Linked DNA regions of Homo sapiens: all the other regions are linked to region 3. Evidence: chromatin contacts called from ENCODE Hi-C or POLR2A ChIA-PET data. All regions are on one chromosome and are shown on one strand. The core of a region is the stretch at or near the end of the contact, and the rest is flanking DNA. Distances in the headings are between cores, read along the strand shown. Region 1 has its middle 90 kb from the start of LINC01765. Region 2 has its middle 72 kb from the start of NGF-AS1. Region 3 holds the start of NGF-AS1 (NGF antisense RNA 1).

Evidence for each region. A loop is a pair of places that touch in the nucleus more often than their neighbours do. ChIA-PET counts read pairs that join two places held with the same protein, here RNA polymerase II (POLR2A). Pooled maps may share reads with other maps.
Region 1: a loop to region 3 is called in a map of ascending aorta, with 2.2 times the contacts of the local background. The contact joins the enhancer-like site here to the promoter of NGF-AS1 in region 3. A Hi-C loop is called at or near these places in 3 of 168 maps with a recorded cell type or tissue (aorta, ascending aorta and vagina) and 2 of 50 pooled maps.
Region 2: a pooled map of right cardiac atrium shows a loop between it and region 3 (2.0-fold over the local background). The contact joins the enhancer-like site here to the promoter of NGF-AS1 in region 3. A Hi-C loop is called at or near these places in 2 of 168 maps with a recorded cell type or tissue (breast epithelium and mesothelial cell of epicardium) and 2 of 50 pooled maps. POLR2A ChIA-PET finds 5 or more read pairs at or near these places in 1 of 52 experiments (activated T-cell).

What each region holds. Positions count from the first base shown.
Region 1 is chr1:115,188,535-115,191,654 of GRCh38, reverse strand. No RefSeq gene overlaps it. Among named protein-coding and RNA genes, the nearest start is that of LINC01765, 90 kb to the right of the region's middle. Within about 2 kb of position 1,439, at least 7 of the 41 ENCODE cell types and tissues checked have a DNase peak (open chromatin) inside an H3K27ac peak, as active enhancers do; they include ascending aorta, where a contact is called at or near this core.
Region 2 is chr1:115,209,118-115,212,013 of GRCh38, reverse strand. No RefSeq gene overlaps it. Among named protein-coding and RNA genes, the nearest start is that of NGF-AS1, 72 kb to the left of the region's middle. Within about 2 kb of position 1,618, at least 4 of the 41 ENCODE cell types and tissues checked have a DNase peak (open chromatin) inside an H3K27ac peak, as active enhancers do.
Region 3 is chr1:115,281,743-115,284,643 of GRCh38, reverse strand. NGF-AS1 (NGF antisense RNA 1) reads right to left here and starts at 1,610. Exons shown (of 2, transcript NR_157569.1): 1 at 1,404-1,610.

The DNA of each region.
Region 1 (3,120 bases), core at 190-2,689, 93 kb after region 3:
TTGAAGTTCAATTCACCTTTTAATACCAAGTAAAAGGCCAAGAAAAAGAACTGGAGGCCTTTAAGCAATTGAGGCAAGAGGTCAGAGGTCCTTGGTCAGTTCCTTGGGAAATGAATTTCATATGAGATTCAGGAGAGGAAGGAAAATTGTTGAAAATGTTTAAAGCTAACAGTTTGTGCACTCAAATGGTGTCAAACCACAAGACCCTGGAGCCCTAACACATTAATGAAAGCCTCAGCCCCAAACTCATTTACACAGAAATTAATTACTGTTCCAGCCAGACTCACAGAAGCAAGGGGTAGCAGGGAAGCCATGTGCTTTTCAAAAGTGAAGGACTTAGAGACTGCTGGAGGATTGTGGTTTTTCCAGGAATGGGATGGATTGAAATAGATTTGTGAAAAAGAAAGAAAGAAAAGAAAACATTTTCAACCCTCCTTCATAGCTCCCACATACCAACCAAACATGCAAAGAAATGAAGGAAGGATGCCTCTTCTGCCACCAGGAGACCTTTTCCCTCCTTAAGGTGCAAGCTCTCGCAGTATATACACTTTCTGCACCCTTGGTCCCCAGCCCTTCTCATCAAGACCACAGCATATGGGCTACACTTCAGAATTAGACTTGGGGAGTGTTTACTTGCTACACTTGTGAGGTGGAGACTGGAGCCACATGGAAGGCACATGCAGGAAATGCGCTGTAATAATCTTATGTTTATAATTCTGGGAGAAGGATGGCAGAGTCAAGGATGGGATTGATCAGGTTCCAAACCTATTTCCTGGAGTCAGATTTAAAAGAGAGATGTTAAGGGCAAAATCTCTAATGGCATGGGTACGTTGCAACAAGCAGCAAGTTTATTTCTATCAGTGTTTGTACAGATTTTTTAAATCTGTTGCTTTTTTCTCACATGTACCAGCCCATCCCTGCCAAAGCTTACAGAACTCTGAAAACTGCCTCTTGTAATATATTCTTATGAAGTTCAGAAAACTGACTTTCTAAGGGTTCACTTAGAGGACAACAGCCCCCTTTTGCTGTAATGCTGCTATGGCTTTTTGTTGTTGTTGAGATTGTAAGCATTGCCATCTGAAAATCTTGTATATTTTCATGGATGTTAACCATTTCTCCAATCATAGTCCAGTTTCTAAATTCCTCTCTGAAATAAACCAAAGCTTAGAATGGATCTGTTCCCATTCCCCAGCAGACCCATCCAAGGAGACGTTTTCAGGCCTGAGCTGGCTGCTCCCCTAGAGTTGCCTCTGAATCACTGTTCCTCCTTGTCTCCGTCAATTAGGATGTGAGGTTTTATAGCTCTTGCTGGGAAGTAGATTTCCTAGGCTCCCTAGCATAGCATTTAAATTTAGTTACATGACTCAGATAGGAAAGCCATGAGGGAATGCAGAAAGGCAGGTGAGCTGGAAAACTAACTGTAAGGATGACTAAGGGTAATTCCTACCCTCTGTATGGCACTGTACAGATTATAAAATGATTCTGCACACAGTATCTCATTCGACTTCAAGCACTCAATGATGTCGGAATTTAACTTTTTTAGAATGAGGAAGTTGAGGCTTAGTTTGCAGACACATCTCACTTAAGGTCACACATACAATTCATGGTGGAGCCAAGAATTGGTGAAGTTCTTCAGGTAACACATCCCTGCCCGCTCTGTCCATGACTCATTACTTTTAGACAGCAGCAAGTTATTCCAGACACCAGAGATGTTTTCATTTAAGTTACTTAGTCAAACCTTGAATATGTAAGGCATATATAATCACAAATTAACATGCCTCTTTTACCTAACACATTTCTTTTTAAAAATTTTTAAATTTTATTTCTAAATTTTGATTGATTATTTATTACTTATTTATTTATTTATTTATTTTGAGACTGGATTATGAGACTGGCAAATTTTTGTATTTTTGGTAGAGACCAGGTTTCACCATGTTGCCAAGGCTGGTCTTGAACTCCTGGGCTCAAGCGATCCACCTCAGCCTCCCAAAATGTTGAGATTACAGGTGTGAGCCACTGTGCCCGGCCTGCCTCACATATTTCTAAGCCCTTTCCTTCATGCCCTTTTGATGGTGCTTAAGTGAAAGAATTTCAATGTTCACCTCAAATGAATATAATGAGAGGAAAATGTAAAACTTCAACCAAATATTTATTGAAGGCCTACTACGTAAGAAAAAACTTGATACCTACTCTCCAGAAGTTTATATTGTTTGAAGAGAAAAGGTATAGATTGTTGAGAGTTAGATAGCAACACAAGGTAACAAAACAAGATCTGTCTGTTGTCAAAGCCATGAGACGCATACTGGGCTGGAGGAAACCATGAGAATCTGTGGAGAATTAAAAACATGGGCAAGCCCTGGGCAGTGACTCCCAAGCTTCCCTGAAGATAAGAGTCACCAGGAGCACTTAAAGGTATGGATTCCCCGAGTTTGATCCAGGCCTCTAGAATTTCCAGGAAAAAAGCCTGGTAAACCGTGTATTTAACCTCTGCCCCCGCTGACTCTTATCTCAGGAAGGGCTAGGAAGCAGGGGGCACCATGAGTCTGCTCCAGAGGCTGAGACATTTCAGCTGTTAGAGGGGGAGGGGAGAGGAAGAAAAATGTGGTGGGAGAGATCAAGAGAGGTGCAACTAAACTAAGACAAATCCCAAAAGATTTAATCCCAAAATAAGAGCAGGGCCATCAAGACTTCAGCAGGCTGCAGGACAGATAGAGGGAGGAAAGCTTCCAGGAAAGAGAAGGCCAGCTCCCCACTGCCACTGAGAATGAAGGGGATGTGTGGGCAGACACCTTCATGGCATCACTTGCTGGGATGGCCCCCCCTCTGCCTGTCAGTCTGTCCTGGGAACCACAGCCAGTCCTGGCCTCCTGTTTTCAGCTGGCAGTCAGGGGTCAGTAGATTGACCCAAGTTGCTAAATGGCATCAAGTTTTTGCTCATGCCTAAATTCTCTTTCTTCTTTTAACCAGACTAAGCCCTAAGAGATGCCAGGGAAAATGTGTTCCAAAGGAATCCTTTAGCAGCCATAATGAAAGTAGAAAGGCCTTCAGTCTAGGAGAAATCTAGATTGAAAACCCAGTTTCATGAGAATCTCACAGTGCAAAATCATTTCTTCCTCATTT
Region 2 (2,896 bases), core at 369-2,868, 73 kb after region 3:
CCACCAGGCCCGGCTGGCCTTTTTCAATAAATGGCCATGTATTCAATCTGAAAGGCCTTCTAGAAAATGCAAAGAATAATGTGGGGACCACCCTCAGCAGGAGTCTTCTCCATGCCTCATGGACCTTTCCTTGGCAACTTCGGTAAAGGCGAAATCACAGTGCAGAGCCTCATTTGAATCTGAAACCAGCTGCTTTGTGGGGAAAAATGGTGATAAATTTCTTGACAGCCATGCTATTTGTCAGCCCATAACATATTTTTCACAGATAAACTTGAGCCAAGTAACCAACAGTAGAACTGCATTCTACAAATATTTATTATTGCTTCTGGATGAATTTTTTGTTGTTGTTTTTTTTAATTTTGCTTTTTTTTTTTTTTTTTTAAAGAAAGCATCTGCAAGGAGCCTATTTTGGAGGTTGGCTTGAGTTGTTTTCATGGCTGAGATCCAGGGAGGTTCATAGTAAGGGTTGCTCAAGCTGTAGATAGTAGTTTTGTGGGTTATTTGTTGCCACTTTTAAGTGCCTAAAAGACCTCTTATTCCCATATCTTCCTAATTCAAAAGGAAGCTGCAGGACTCCTGACCACTAATAGTGAATGCAGATCCTCCGAAATCAAAGGGTTGAAGAGGGAAGGGGGAAGGGCTATTACTTCATTCCATGGTCATCTGTTCCCTTCTCATGGGTGGCAATTCCAAACTGGACCTGCTCCAGGATCCTGGTGGGAAAATCTGTAGACGGACTACCACAGCAAACAGCACCCTTGGGGAATGTACTTGTGGTGTTTCTGTCATAAAGGGGCCATTTGCGCTCAAGAGGTTTCCACAGAGGACATCATCCCAGCATAGTGTGTCATGAAGAGGGCACAGGGCCTGCAGTGAGCCACCAGGGCCCCCACACAGATGTGGAAGCAGGGGCCAGCAGGGCTGGAGCAACCTGTAAACAGGAGACTGTGAAATGGCCAGCTCCAGTGGGCACTAAATTCTAGGTGGGTAAATTAAGCCTTCATATGTCACATGACTGGCTCTGCCTGGAAGTACAAACCCCCATTCTGAAGTTGTTGGGAACACTAAAATCTCCCTGGAGCTTCTGTCTGAATGAAGAGAGCTTCCCCTGGAGACTAAAAATAGTGCGTTAGGCTGGAAGGTGCATCTCATCATGGCAGCAAGTAGAGTAATGAGGAATAGGCAGAAATCCAGGAACGAAATCAAAGCCGAGGGGAGTTGAGTCTCAGAGATATGTACTCACCTGTGTGCTCCATTAAATCATAAATCCAGAGAGCAGATTGCATCTGGATTGTTGCCTCTAGGGAACTGAAGCTCAATACATATTTGTTGAATGACTGAATGAAGTTTCCTCAAAGAAGCTCAGTGTCAGATGACAGATCTCTCCCTTTCATTTTACCCAACTTCTTGACATTCCCTGAGGCCAAAGAAGCTCTTCCAGGGCAACGCACATTGCAGAAATGTAAGGTGAGGAATTCTGAGTGAGGAATTTCTTTTCCTTCCGGCATGTGATTGGGTCAGGACCAATCACCATTCACAGGACTGCACAGCAGTAAGACTGCACTTTTGACAGGATATTGGTGAAAGCAAGGCGAAATTGAGGAGGATCTGCTTTATCAAGATGAAGCTCAGATGACTCAGTCATATACATGTGTCAATCGTTATGAATGCATAATACCATTACCACAAAGGTCTTTACTAATAGATTATGGACACATGTCTTTGTAGTAAAACAAGCATGGGAACAAGATACCAAATTTAGAAAAATTATTATCTCTGGGGAGGAGGGGAATTGGAAGATGCACTCAGAAGTTTTCGATTGAACCTTAAATATTTTATCTTTTGTGCGAGCTGGTAGGTACACAGGAGTTTGTTGTATTATTATTTATACTTTTGGTTTACCTATAATATATCAAAATAAAATAGTTTAATACTACATTTAATGTCTATGGATAACCCAAAACAACAGACAACCCTGAGCATATCTGCTTGGATCTGGAACATGCCATTTTTTAACTGTTTTTTATCAAAGTTATACAAGCACATAGTCAACTAGATCAAAGTTTATGAAGTCAAATGGTAGTCCCCAGCCTCCCTGCCCCTGCATTTCTTTCTCCCCACAGCAACCCCTTGCATTTCCTCTTGCTGATTCTTTGGGTTCCTTGGGTATTTACTTCCTACCTCTTAAAATATTTGCTACATTTTTTTCCAGTTTTAGGAATTATCAACTAAGTTTTCACAGTAAAAGGTGAAGTTTGGCTCTTCCCTTGCCCCCATCCCCTGCCCACTCTGCCACATACATTCTTCCCATCCCTTCAACCTCTCAGTATACGTAGATCACAACTTTGATTAGAACAATATTTGGGATGATGACTATTATGCAACTCACAGCTGAGTTTTATGGTAAGCTCTAATTAATTCCTTCCCTGCAGAACTTTTTGCTTTCTCTAGATTTAATAATTATCTTTTCCCCCATTTTCTTCTTTTCCTAACTATGATTAATTCAACAAACTCAGTGCCAATTGTTTACATTTTCTCTCAACATATTCAGATACTCCAGGTAATCTGTCAACTATATCTTCTAGAAGACGCCTCTCCTGAAGTTTTCTCACCTGCTACTATCTGACTTTTTGTTTGTTTGTTTATTTTTTTCTCTGCCAGGTGCACAGCTCTCATCACAGGATCTCCCTTCACCATCATCCTGAGAATTCTCACTTCTCTCCTGTATTGGGTCTCTTACTTCCTGGATCCTTTGTCTTCCTCTTGTTTGATTTTCTATCTCACTTAATGGAACACATTCTGTGGTAGGTTCCTGAGAAAAGGTAAGGCAAGTTGAGACCTTCAATATCTGAGAATTGGTTTACTCTGCACTGACCCTTGATTGATAGTTTGGCTT
Region 3 (2,901 bases), core at 361-2,860:
CCCCGAGGATGAAATGCCTACACTGGTTTTCAAGAGAACAGGCCCAAATTGTCCATCCGAGAAAAGAGCAAATGGTCTTATTCATTCCCTCTGTAATTCTCGCTGTCCGGCCCCACCTCCAACGCCATCCAAATAGGGCAAATTAGAAACGTAGGGAGCTTTGGCATGAGAGCCATTTGATTAGGGTAGAAGTATGATGAAATGTGCCCTGTTTTTTCTATCAGAGCCACTGCAATTGGAATAAAGGTTTATGCTCAAGAAACACCAGCTAGAACATTCTGTGCTGAGATTCTAAGTGAGATAAAGGCCTCAGGGAGGAGCCCTCCCAGTGATCTGTGTCTGTGACTTTTACTGGGGTCCAATGCCAGTGGTCTCAGCCGTCCTAGGTGCCCCTACAAAGTTTCTGGGTGGCTTTTTTTCTCTTAGGACTGGACTTTGGGCCTGGGATGTGGGGAGAGGAGTGGAGAGGGAGGCCTTCAGGAAGCTCCCCATCAGGAAGGTTGGCTTGTGAGCAGCTACACCAACAAAGAGGGTCCTGGAGTGCTGCCCGCGGCACTGCAAGACACTGGGACATCTAAAAAATGTCTTTGGCTCCCCTGGGCAGCCGAGAGGGAGGACCGTCTGAGGGAGCACGAAGGCTGAGGCCCTCACTTCCATGTGGGCTGCTCTCCTGCGTGTCCGGTAAGAGGAGGGCCCCTCATCCCAGGAACACCACCACCTTCCCAAAGGCAAAATCTGCTCTAGGCGGAAACACTGGAGTCCCAGCGTGGGAGCCAATGTTTTCACACAATATAAGGGATATCAGTTTGGCTGATCGGCGTCGGAGCCTTCCAAAAACAACCCCGCGCCCGGTGGTTTCCGCAGCTTGGGCTCTGCTCCCACACACGGAGGGGAGCCCTGGCTTTCAGACCCACCCGGGCTGCCCCAGAAAGGCTGACCGGGGTCGCCAGGGCCCCAGCCACTTGAACACCAAGAAAACAGCTTCAAACCGCCCACTATACTCTGCTGAGGAGCGGCAGCAGCACATTTTGCAAAATTTTCCTTCCTGTGCCTCACTGAGATTTTTCTGCCTGGGTTCCCCAAAAGCCCAAAAGGTGAGAGCAGATCTGACTCCTCTCGGCAACTTCGTTTGGTGGAAGGCGTCCTCCACCACGCCCAAGAAAACTAGCGCCGGCCCTGGCTGTCCGCCCTCCTAGCAAGGCTCAGGCCCCGGCCTGGGAGACCGCAGGGTGCCTGACTCTGGGGTACACTCAGTTGTCCCTCTGACGCCCTCCAGCAACCAGAGCGCCAGCCTGACCCCTTCCCTGCTAATAGAAAGCCCACCATGGGGACAGAGTTTCAGCAACAACCCAGCAGCTATTTTCATTTCCGTGAATCAGGAGTGTTCCTCCTAAAAGCCTTACCACTTTCTCCTCAGCATCATCCACATCATGGGAGGAGGATCCGCCCAGAGCTGGAATAGAGGACAAAAGGGCACCCGGGTCTCGTGTCCGCCCTGTCCGCTCCTTGGAGGAGAGACAGCTGGGCAAGAGAAGCGGAGCCGAGTGGAAGTGTGGGCTATGGAGAACCCAGGGGCCTGGGAGTCTTTCTCGCACAGGCCTGAACGGAACAGTGGGAGGCAACGGGTGCTCAGAGTTGAGGTCATCAGCCAAACCCAGCTCCGAGGGAGCAGCCCAGTGTCATGGTACAAACTCTGGGCTTGGTGTCAGCAGAGCTGGGTTCTGGCCCCAGCTCCCCCATTTCTATCTGTGAAACTTTGGCAAGCAGCAGTTCCTCTTTGAGCTTGGTTCTTGCAGCTGTGAAATGAAAATAATCATTCCTATATCCCAGAGTTGTGAGCATGAAGCAAAACCAAGTATTTGAAAGCAAACAGTCCAGTCCTATGCAAGTGTTAGGAAAAGTAATTTATTCCAAACTTAACCATTCCTGTGTTGATTATAGGAGAGAAGCAACTATGTTGGTGCTCACTAAATGTTTGTTTATTGGCACATGTATGGATTGGATAAGGGAAACCCTCTGGTCAGTGGACATCATGGAATATAGATGTGGCATAGCCAGGCCATGATAGATAGATAGATAGACAGATAGATAGATGATTGATAGATAGATAGATAGATAGATAGATAGATAGATAGATAGATAGATAGATCAGGCATAGCCTGCTTTTACCAGGAGGTTAAAAGCAAGAATGGCAGCTATTCAGCTTCAGATGCCTGAATCCGGGTTCAGATAGGCCACCTGGATTCTAGTGATTCCAGCATAATGGTAGGCTTTGGAGTCAAACAAGTACTTCTGCTAAGGCTGTGTAACCTTAAGCAAGTTGCTTAACATCTCTGACAATGATATATGGAAACTCTGACGATTTCTTCATCTGTGAAATATGGATGATAATAGTGCTTTTCTCAGAGGGCTGAGAGATCATTTAATGAGATAATACACATAAATATACAAAACTACCTAGCACTTAAGAAGTGTATAATAAATTTTCGTTTTGAAAGGTAGATTAGCTGAGAACCCCTAAAAGGATGTTGGAATAGTGGAACAACTTTCCACAAGGCAAGGAAGATTATGGACAGTTTTATAGATGTATCCTAGGTTTATTCCATGACAAGCAATGCTAATAGTGACCTTAGCGTTTATTAAGAGCTTGGTATGTTCAAGGCATCGCACTAAGCACTTTATGTGGTTTAGCTCAGGTAAGCCTCTGGGTTCTAAGACAAAAGACTATCTTAAGGCAAGTGTCGGGGAAGGCTGTGCTTTCTGCTTATGTGTATCAATGCCAGAGAAGTGCTCCACAGTTCCCTGGGATGTGTTTACTCCCCCAGCTCTTGGTAAGTTTATAAACCATTGGCTCTGAAAGTTTCCATGTGTCAAGCACGTGGGATCTGTTTTGCTCTAATT